Linked DNA regions of Homo sapiens: region 1 is linked to region 2. Evidence: chromatin contacts called from ENCODE Hi-C or POLR2A ChIA-PET data. All regions are on one chromosome and are shown on one strand. The core of a region is the stretch at or near the end of the contact, and the rest is flanking DNA. Distances in the headings are between cores, read along the strand shown.

Region 1 (4,750 bases), core at 1,484-3,983, 390 kb before region 2:
CTCATCCCAGAGTGTGAGTGTAAATGCAGGTCTGTGCTTCTGACCCCCTCTTCCAGCCACTGCCATGCATTTCCCAACAGTAATCATCCCCACGCTCTCCCACCACTCCTACAATCCCCAGTGGCACTCAGCAGAGAGGCATGGGGGAAGAGAACAAACACTGCTTGGGGCCCTTCTACTGTGCTTTACCGGTGGAGCCGTAACTTTGCGCCCACTCCCAAAACTAAGCGATTGACAAACTCGATCTCGTTTCCACTTCCTAATGGCCCTGAGAAATAGAAATTATCTCCCCAACTTTCCAGGGGACGCTTAGAGATGAGAAAGGACCTGACCAAGGACATGGTTCCGTCTCAAAGGCAATTTGGCAAGACCAGTCAAAAGTACAAATGTGCGGGGCACAGTGGGTCACGCCTGTAATCCCAACACTTTGAGAGGCCAAGGCTGAGGCAGGTGGATCACCTGAGGTCAGGAGTTGGAGACCAGCCTGGCCAACATGGTGAAACCCCCGTCTCTACTAAAAATACAAAAATTAGCCAGGTGTGGTAGCGGGTGCCTATAATCCCAGCTACTTGGGAGGAGAATCGCTTGAACCTGGGAGGCGGATGTTGCAATGAGACAGCGCCACTGCACTCCAGCCTGGGCAACAGAGCAAGACTCCATCTCAAAAAAAAGTAACATGCATATACCCTTTGATTAGCAATTACACACCTGGAGATTAATCCTACAGACATACTTGCAAAGATGAAAAATCATACATGTAAGGACAGTCACTGCAGCAGCTTGTGAATGCAGAACCGGAACCAACCACAATATCCACCAGCAGGGACCGGCTAGCTCCCCAGAGTTCATCCACGCAGTGGAGCCCTGCCGCCACAGAGAATGAGTGTGCGCTCTCTTAGCCAACAGGGAACAGGTTTCAAGACACAAATGAAAAAAGCAAGGTGCAGAACGGTATGCTCATGAATGCTACCCTTTATGCAAGAAGTGGGGAAAGCCGGGTGCGGTGGCTCACGCCTCTAATCCCAGCACTTTGGGAGGCTAAGGTGGGCGGATCACAAGGTCAGGAGATCGAGACCATCCTGGCTAACACAGTGAAACCTTGTCTCTACTAAAAATACAAAACATTAGTCAGGCGTGGTGGCGGGCACCTGTAGTCCCAGCTACTTGGGAGGCTGAGGCAGGAGAATGGCGTGAACCTGGGAGGAGGAGCTTGCAGTGAGCGGAGATCGCGCCACTGCACTCCAGCCTGGGCGACAGAGTGAGACTCCATCTCAAAAAAAAAAAAAAAAAAAAAGAAGGGGAAAATAAAAAATCTGTGCTCCTCATTTAAAAGCAAATGAACACAGAGATGGAGTAGCCAGTGAAGCAGCCGGGAACCAGGAACAAAGAGGGACCCCAGGCCCTTCTCCGGGCTTCCTGGCAGCCCCTAAAGCCCCTCCTGGGGCGGCGGCCTCCTTCAAACAGCAAGGTTGTGCGGGGTGCTGGGGGGTGGAGCTGGCTCTTCTCTGAGCACCACACCCACCACCTCTCATGTGTGCAGAGCCACAAGAGACACAGCCCTACCTGGCCACTTTCCCAGTGGTCTGATCCTGGGCCTGGGGCAGATGACAGTGGAGGACAGAGGGTGCCGGCTTGGGGCTGAGTGTTCCCACTGTTTCACAAGCAATGTATAGGTAAAATGATAGCTATCTTAGAGCTGCTGCAAAATAATGCAGGTGAGAGTGGCATGGAGATAGGCAGGAACAGATTGGCCATGTAGTCATCAATTCTGAAGCCAGAAAGTGGGTCGGTCCATCAGACTCATTATACTCCTACTTTCTTGTGTCTGAAAATGTCCATCAAAACACAGTTAAACGGGCCAGGCACCGTGGCTCATGCCTGTGATCCCAGCACTTTGGGAGGCCAAGGTGGGCAGATCACCTGAGGTCAGGAGTTCGACACCAGTCGGGCCAACAGGGCAAAACCCCATCTCTACAAAATACAAAAATTAGCCAGGTATGGTGACACATGCCTGTAATCCCAGCTACTCAGGAGGCTGAGGCAGGAGAATCGCTTGAACCTGGGAAGCAGAGGCTGCAGTGAGCTGAGATCGTGTCACTGCACTCCAGCCTGGGTGACAGAGAGCAAGACTCTGTCTCAAAAAAAAAAAAAAATTAGACGGGTGTTGTGGCACGTGCCTGTAATCCCAGCTACTCGGGAGGCTGGGGCAGGAGAATCGCTTGAACCCAGGAGGTGGAAGCTGCAGTGAGTGAGATCACACCACTGCACTCCAGCATGAGTGACAGAGAATGAGACTCCGTCTCAAAAACCAAAAAACAAAACAAAAAGTTAAATGAGAAAAAAAAAAAAGCAGCAGCTGCTCAGAGGCGGTGGCCCACAAGGAACCCAGAGGCGGCAGGTGGGCCGGGAGGGAGGTCTGGCACCAAGGCCAGTCTCTCACGACAGAATTAGTTATAAAGCCCAGCCCGGCTGTGGAGGCAGCCACCTGGGTGGCTCCCTGGGGCCCGGCCAGCAGGTGCTCAGTGAACGTGGGCTAAAGGAAGGAAGGAACTTGGGCCTCATGCCCACCCCTGAGGGACAGGACAGCCAGATGGAGGGTTGTCAAAGGAGAACTCTGAGGTACACGGTGAGGGGTGGCAGGAAGCTGGGGCTCCTGGCACAAGTCCGTAACTGTGGTGTCCCAACGTTCGGCAGGGAGTCCACTGACAGCTGTCATTTACTACGCAGTTATCTCAGGCAAGCCCTTTATGTACCCGAGCTCCCTGAAACCTTAGCACATCCCTGGGAAGGGGATATGGCCGGGACCCCCAACCCAAGACAAAGAAGAGGAGGGTCAGAAAGGTCACATCCCTGAGTGACCACACAGACCACACACTGTGGGGATCCTCCTCTTTCACTGCTGAGCCACTATGACCTTCAGAGTCAGCCTCCTAAATGAGAGCCCAAAGTCAGCTCCGTGGCCACACACTTGCCTTCCAGGAACAACATCCTCAGATGCCCTGTGACACAGGTCACAGGCCCCGGGCTTCCCACCCACTCTGCACTGGGGAACCCTCTCCCCCTGCTAAACTGGGAGCTCCCCTGGGCACTCATGGGGACAGCGGCTGGGTGCCGGGAGGCCTGGACATAGAATAGGGCAGTGACACAGGCCAGCCTGAGGGGAGGGCTGCAGCTACCTCTGTAGGCAGTTGGAAGCCCAGGCGGGGACTTCTGGCTGCTGAGCCTGTTCGGAAAAACCTCTGCCTGTGACTCCTTGGGAAAAATGAAGGGACGCTGGTGGTGAGTTCTTCTTCCCAGTGAACAACCGCTGGGCACCTCCACCCCCAACAGCCTCTCAGTAACCCAGAGGCCTGAGAAACGCGGATCACGCGGGGGCTGGAGCTGTAAGGCTGAGGAGGACACCTTCCCCAGCAGCCTCGGGCTCATCAGCTGAGCCACTGAGTCAACAATGCCAAGGACGAGCACTGGCTTACGGAGCCAGCCTCCTGCCAGGTGCTACTCTAAGACTAACTCTGCGGCCTCATTCTTGCAGCCCGGTCTACCAGCTGCCCTAAGCCTTTGCTCGGGTAGCCCCACTGGCCTGTCCCTGCCTTGGGTGGGATGGCTGGGACAATCTCCAGGCTAGGTTTCCCACCACCAGTCAGCGCTTCAGAACTGCATGCCCATGGTAGGCACACAGAAGACCTGGTGGGGACCTGCAGGGAGACTCCCTGAGATCACCTCCCACCGTAGAAGGAAAACCCACGTCCTGTGCAGTCCCCGCCATTCAGACCCAAAGCAGGCGCACAATTAGCTTAGGAGACCGTGCAGGAGCGGGCTGGTTGCTGCCACAGGCTTTCACTCGGCACCACCTGTCCCTGCACTGAGAGTAAAACCTCAACTCCTCAGCCCAGGACAAGGCCCCCTGATGCCAGCACTCCACCGGGGCTCACCCTCGGCTCGCCCACGCCTCCTCAGCCACTCTACAGGCTTTGTGGTTTGTTCCCGCCTCCGGGTCTGCAACTGCTCTTCCCTCCCTCTGACAGCTTCCCTCCCCTCCTGCAGCTTAAGCCGCAGCTGACTTGCCATTCAGATCTCAACTCGAAAGTCACCTCCTGGCCAGGCGCAATGGCTCACACCTGTAATCCCAGCACTTTGGGAGGCTGAGGCGGGTGCATCACTTGAGGTCAGGAGTTCGAGACCAGCCTGACCAATATGGTGAAACCCCATCTCTACTAAAAATACAAAAATTAGCCGGGTGTGGTGACACGTGCCTGTAGTCCCAGATACTTGGGAGGCTGAGACAGGAGAATCGCTTGAGCTGGGAGATGGAGGCTGCAGTGAGCCAAGATCGTGCCACTGCACTCCAGCCTGGGCAAAAAGAGCGAAACTCTGTCTCAAAAAAAAAAAAAAAAAAAGTCACCTCCTCTGAGAAGCCTCTCCTGACCCCTTTCTGTAGCAGCACCCCCATCCCCATCCCCCACACCACACCCAGACAACACTCTGCCTCCTCACTGGACACGTCCCAATCTCTAAGGATCTACTTGCTCGTTTTCTGTCCTAGACCAAGGGCTCCCTGAGTCTAGGGACGTCACTGTGGTGTCTGTCGCTGTGAGTCTATGAATGAACGAATGCACCGACTCACTCTGGGAAATGAAGACAACGTCCACCCTTCCCTTCTCCCCAGAGAACCACGGGCTGGAGGGAAGGGAGCCCGCAATGCGTCCTGGAAAGTTAGCCTGCTCAGGGGAGGCTGGGATGGCCGGTCCTT
Region 2 (4,707 bases), core at 963-3,462:
CATGAGCCACCATGCCCAGGCCAGGTTTTAATTTAATTTAATTTGTTATTATTATTACTGTTTAGAGACAGGGTCTCACTGTGTTGCCCAGGCTGGAGTACAGTGGTGCCATCTTGGCTTACTATAGCCTCGACCTCCTGGGCTCAAGCGATCCTCCCGCCTCAGCCTTCTGATGACTTAGGTGTTAACAGGATCCCTGTGGCTGCATGTGGGGGAAAGACAGGTCCTTGTGGAGGTGCAGCAAGGACCCAGGCAGGGAGTCCCATGAGGAGGTGACTGCATGGTCCGGGCCTTCAGTGATGGTGGCTGGACCAGAGTGGGAACTTTTTTTTTTTTTTGAGACAGAGTCTTGCACTGTCACCCAGGCTGGAGTGCAGTCGCATGATCTTGGCTCACTGCAGCCTCCACCTCCCGGATTCAAGCGATTCTCATGCCTCAGCCTCCTGAGTAGCTGGGATTACAGGCGCATGCCACCACACCCAGCTAAGTTTTGTATTTTTTGTAGAGACGGGTTTTCACCATGTTGCCCAGGCTGGTCTCGAACTCCTGGGCTCAAGTGATCTGCCTGCCTTGGCCTCTCAGAGTGCTGGGATTACAGGCATAAGCCACCTTGCCCAGCCACCATTTTTTTTTTTTTTTTTTGAGGTTGAGTCTCTCTGTGTCGCCCAGGCTGGAGTACAGTGGCGCAATCTCGGCTCACTGCAACCTCTGCCTCTGGGGTTCAATCGGTTCTCGTGACCTCAGGTGATCCACTTACCTCAGCCTCCCAGAGTGCTGGGAAATACAGGTGTAGGCCACCGCGCCCGGCCCTACATCTTTACTTCTTTTGGTCGTGGGGGCTTTTGGAGAGGTACAGGGAACCAGGAGACGGAGGACAGAGAGGACCCAGGGGACCGGGCCTGGCCTGTTTGAGCTGAGACCTGAAGAGCATGGGGAAGTGTTTGAAGGAGGTGAACAAAAGGCTTTATTAGAAAACCAGAAAGGAGGCTGGGCGCGGTGGTGCATACCTGTAGTCCAAGCATTTTGGGAGGCTGAGGCGGGAGGATCGCTTGAGCCCAGGAGTTTAAGACCAGCCTGGGCAATGAGTGAGACCCTATCGCTAAAAAAAAAATTTAAAAATTTACCCAGGTGTGGTGGCATGTGCCTGTAGTCTCAGCTACTCAGGAGACTGAGGTGGGAGGATTGCTTGAGCCCAGGAGGTTGAGGCTGCAGTGAGCTATGATGGCACCACTGCATTCCAGCCTGGGGCCAGAGCAAGACCCTGTCTTAAAAAAAAAAAAAAAAAAAGAAAAAGAAAAGAAAAGAAAGAAAAAGAAAAAAAAATACAAGCAGTGAGTGGTCAGGCTGTGGCTGTGGCACAGCACTTGGCTTTCTCCTGGGGGCACTGGGGAGCCATGGCAGATTCTGACCAGGGGTCAGGGTTGGGTTTCCAAGGACGCCTCTGGGTGTGGTGCGGGCAGGGAGACCAGCTGTGCAGCAAGACACCAGGTGGCCTGGGTTAGGAGGTGGGTCAAAGAGGGAGGGGTGAAGGTTACCAATCATAGATTTAGGAGGCAATTTTCTTGGAAGGAAAGGGTGGGGTGCATGCTGGCTTGCTGGCGCCACTATCAGCCACTGTCCCAAGGTTTTCTTGTGCGTAAACTCATGGAGCGTTCACCACCACCCACTAGGTATCCTCATTGCACAGCTGGGGAAACTGAGGCTGAGAGAGACACACTCGCTGGCCCCAGATCTCACACAGCAGGTTATAGGAGCCAGCATTCAAACTCCTGGAGTCTGACTCCAGAGCTTGGACATTTTCACGCCCCTGACTCCTTAAAGCTGGAGAAGCTGAGGCTCCCAGTTGGGGTGAAGTTCCAGGTTCAAGACCACACAGCCGGGAACTAGAAAGGAAGGATTGAACCCACACCTTACCATGGGACACGGCCCTGCCCATCCCCTCTCCTCCCAGCAGCGTGAGGGCTCGACCTCCGGGGAGTCCCCGTTCTGGGTTGGGCGCCACTCCTCCCTCCCTATCCGCTTCGCGCCCGGAGCTCTCTCCGGACTTTAACCCTGGGCCGCCACTGGTGGCGACGCTGCCGATAAGGGGAGGTGGTTGGTGCAGAGGCCAGCAGGGCAAAATTCCCCTACTCCCGGTGCCAGGGGAGTTACCCAGGTCAGGGGCGGGGGCGGGGGAGGGCAGGGGCAGAGGAGCGGGCGGAGGGGGAGGTGGAGGCATCTGCAGCTGGACAGAGAAGTGGTGCTTTGTTTCTCTGTGCCTCAGTTTCCCTCTTGGTAAAATAGGCATGGTTCCTCCTATGGATGTAAGAAGGACCTAGGAACCTTTGCAAGGGCAGAGGAGTCCGCCCCTCTGGTCTGACTGGGAGACAAGGTGTTCCCCAATCTGATGGTGGGGACAAGGTGGCCCAACACAGTGGGAAAAATAAGGAAACTAAGGAGCTCTCACCAAATCCCATGAGGGAGACAGGACTGTCCAAATCCAATGAAGAAGATAAGAAGCTCCAGTCCTGTGCAGCAAGAACGAGTGTCCAGTCTATATTTCCAGTCTGCCAGGGGAGGTAAGGAGCAACATTCTGATGTGTAAGACAATGTATTTATTTTTGTGAGTCAGAGTCTCGCTCTGTCGCCCAGGCTGGAGTGCAGTGGTGTGATCTTGGCTCACTGCAACCTGTGCCTCCTGGGTTCAAGCGATTCTCCTGCCTCAGCCTCCTGAGTAGCTGGGATTACAGACGCACACCACCACGCCTGGCTAATTTGTTATTTTTAGTAGAGACCGGGTTTCACCGTGTTGGCCAGGTTTGTCTTGAATTTCTGACCTCAGGTGATCCTCCTGCCTCGGCCTCCCAAAGTGCTTGGATTACAGGCGGGAGCCACTGCACCTGGCCAGGAGTGATACTTTGATGTGTGAGACAATGCAGTTCTAATTTGATGGGGGAGATGGGTAGTCCTAGTCTGATGGGGGTGTTGAAGGGCTCCCATGCCTTCTGGGAGAGCTGATGAGCTTCCAAATGAATGATAGAAATGGGGAGCCCCTCAAACTGGTGGGGAGACAAAGAGCCTGCTAGTCTGATGAGGGAGGTAAGAATCTTCCTGTCTGAAGTGGGAGCCAGGGTGCTCCCGTCTGAGATTCCAAGGTGAGGAAAGAGACGAAGAACATACTCACTGCAGCTCAGCCAGCTCCTTCCTGAGCCTGGGAGTCAAATGGCCCCAGGATGCCTGGCCAGGGAGCCAGGACCAAAAGACAGAGACGATTTGCTCTCCTGACCCAGGGGCAGTTCTGCCCAGCTCTGGGCCTGATCTACTTTTGGCAAAAAAAGACCTGGCTGGTGGTGTACGGGCACCACCTAGCGGTTGCCATGGGCACGCCTTCCATCCGGAGCTTGGGGAGAGCAGCTCCTTGGAAGACCAGAGAAGGGCTCCTTGGACTCTCTCCCTGGGACCTGGGTCCAAGTACCAAACTACCCCTGAAACTGGATTCTGTGCATCATTCCATTCACCCTGCATGTGGCAGCTGGGGGAGTCTCTTGGAAGTACAAGCCTACCTCTGTCTGTCCCTTGCTCACAACTCTGCAGTGGCTCCCTGGTGCCCTGGGAGGAAGTCCACACCCGGCCACAAGGCTGGCTTCTTCTGAACAACCCTATGCTTCAGTTGAACAATAAGTAGTTTCTCAAAGGTGTCATATGCAAAACTTACCTTCAGGCCTTCGCACAGGCTGTTCCCTCTGCCAGGAACACCCTTCCCTGCCTCTTCCCCAGCATCTCTCCTACTCCTCCTTCAGGTCTTGGAGTAGATGTCTCCGCCCTCGTGAGCCCCCTGGTCAGGGTCATGGTCTGGTGGGGCTGTCGTGGTCACTGCTGTGTTCCCCTGGGGCCTGACACTGACAATGCACTCCAGGGAATGTTTATGGAATGAATGAGTGAATGAATGAATGAATGAATGAATGCCAAGCTAAAGAGTTTGCCAGGGCAGCTGTAGGAGAGTTTAATCAGGGCCAGGACACGATCGGATTTAGAAGCCCCTAGGCTCCCCCCAGCTTTTTTTTTTTTTGAGAGAGAGGGATGGAATCTGACTTCGTCGCCAGTGCAGTGGCGTGATCTTGGCTCACTGCAATCTCTACCTCCCAAGTTCAGGCAATTCTCGTGCCTCAGCCTGCCAGGTAGCTAGGATTATGGGTGCACGCCACCACGCCTGGCTAATTTTTGTATTTTAATAGAGACAGGGTTTCACCATGTTGGCCAGGCTGGTCTTGAACTCCTGACCTCAGATGATCCGCCCGCCTCGGCCTCCCAGAGTGCTGGGAATACAGGCATGAGCCACTGCGCCTTGCTGGAGCCCCTAGGTTTCCTCTCAACCCTAGGCTTTTGCACATACTCTTCCCTCTCCCTGCACTATTTACACCTAGTAACTCCCACTCATCCTCTAGGTATCAGATGAGCTGTCCCTTCCTCCAGGAAGCCCTCCTTGACCCCAGGCTGGGTCAGGCATGCGCTCTGAGCTCCTGCAGCCTCCTGGGCTCCTCCATCCCAGGCTGTGAACACTGCTGGGCTATTATTACCTGGGGACAAGTCTGCCTTCCCACTGGATCTGGGAGGGCAGGCTGGGTTCTGTTCACCCTCTCTGCCTTCTCCTCTGAGCTAACAACATCTGCTAGGACCTGGGTTCAAATCCAGATGCCCCTATCTTTGGAGCTCCTTAGGTGAGTGTGG

The links. A loop is a pair of places that touch in the nucleus more often than their neighbours do. ChIA-PET counts read pairs that join two places held with the same protein, here RNA polymerase II (POLR2A). Pooled maps may share reads with other maps.
Region 1: a pooled map shows a loop between it and region 2 (2.7-fold over the local background). The contact joins the enhancer-like site here to the promoter of CEACAM16-AS1 in region 2. A Hi-C loop is called at or near these places in 1 of 50 pooled maps. POLR2A ChIA-PET finds 5 or more read pairs at or near these places in 2 of 52 experiments (activated T-cell and endothelial cell of umbilical vein).

What each region holds. Positions count from the first base shown.
Region 1 is chr19:45,116,559-45,121,308 of GRCh38, reverse strand. The region is part of intron 1 of PPP1R37 (protein phosphatase 1 regulatory subunit 37); the gene reads right to left. Among named protein-coding and RNA genes, the nearest start is that of PPP1R37, 26 kb to the right of the region's middle. RefSeq lists enhancers at 2,065-2,114, 2,295-2,344, 3,885-4,044, 4,223-4,750. Within about 2 kb of position 2,733, at least 7 of the 41 ENCODE cell types and tissues checked have a DNase peak (open chromatin) inside an H3K27ac peak, as active enhancers do.
Region 2 is chr19:44,722,688-44,727,394 of GRCh38, reverse strand. CEACAM16-AS1 (CEACAM16, CEACAM19 and PVR antisense RNA 1) reads left to right here and starts at 2,212. Exons shown (of 2, transcript NR_186815.1): 1 at 2,212-2,558. RefSeq lists enhancers at 4,574-4,633, 4,704-4,707.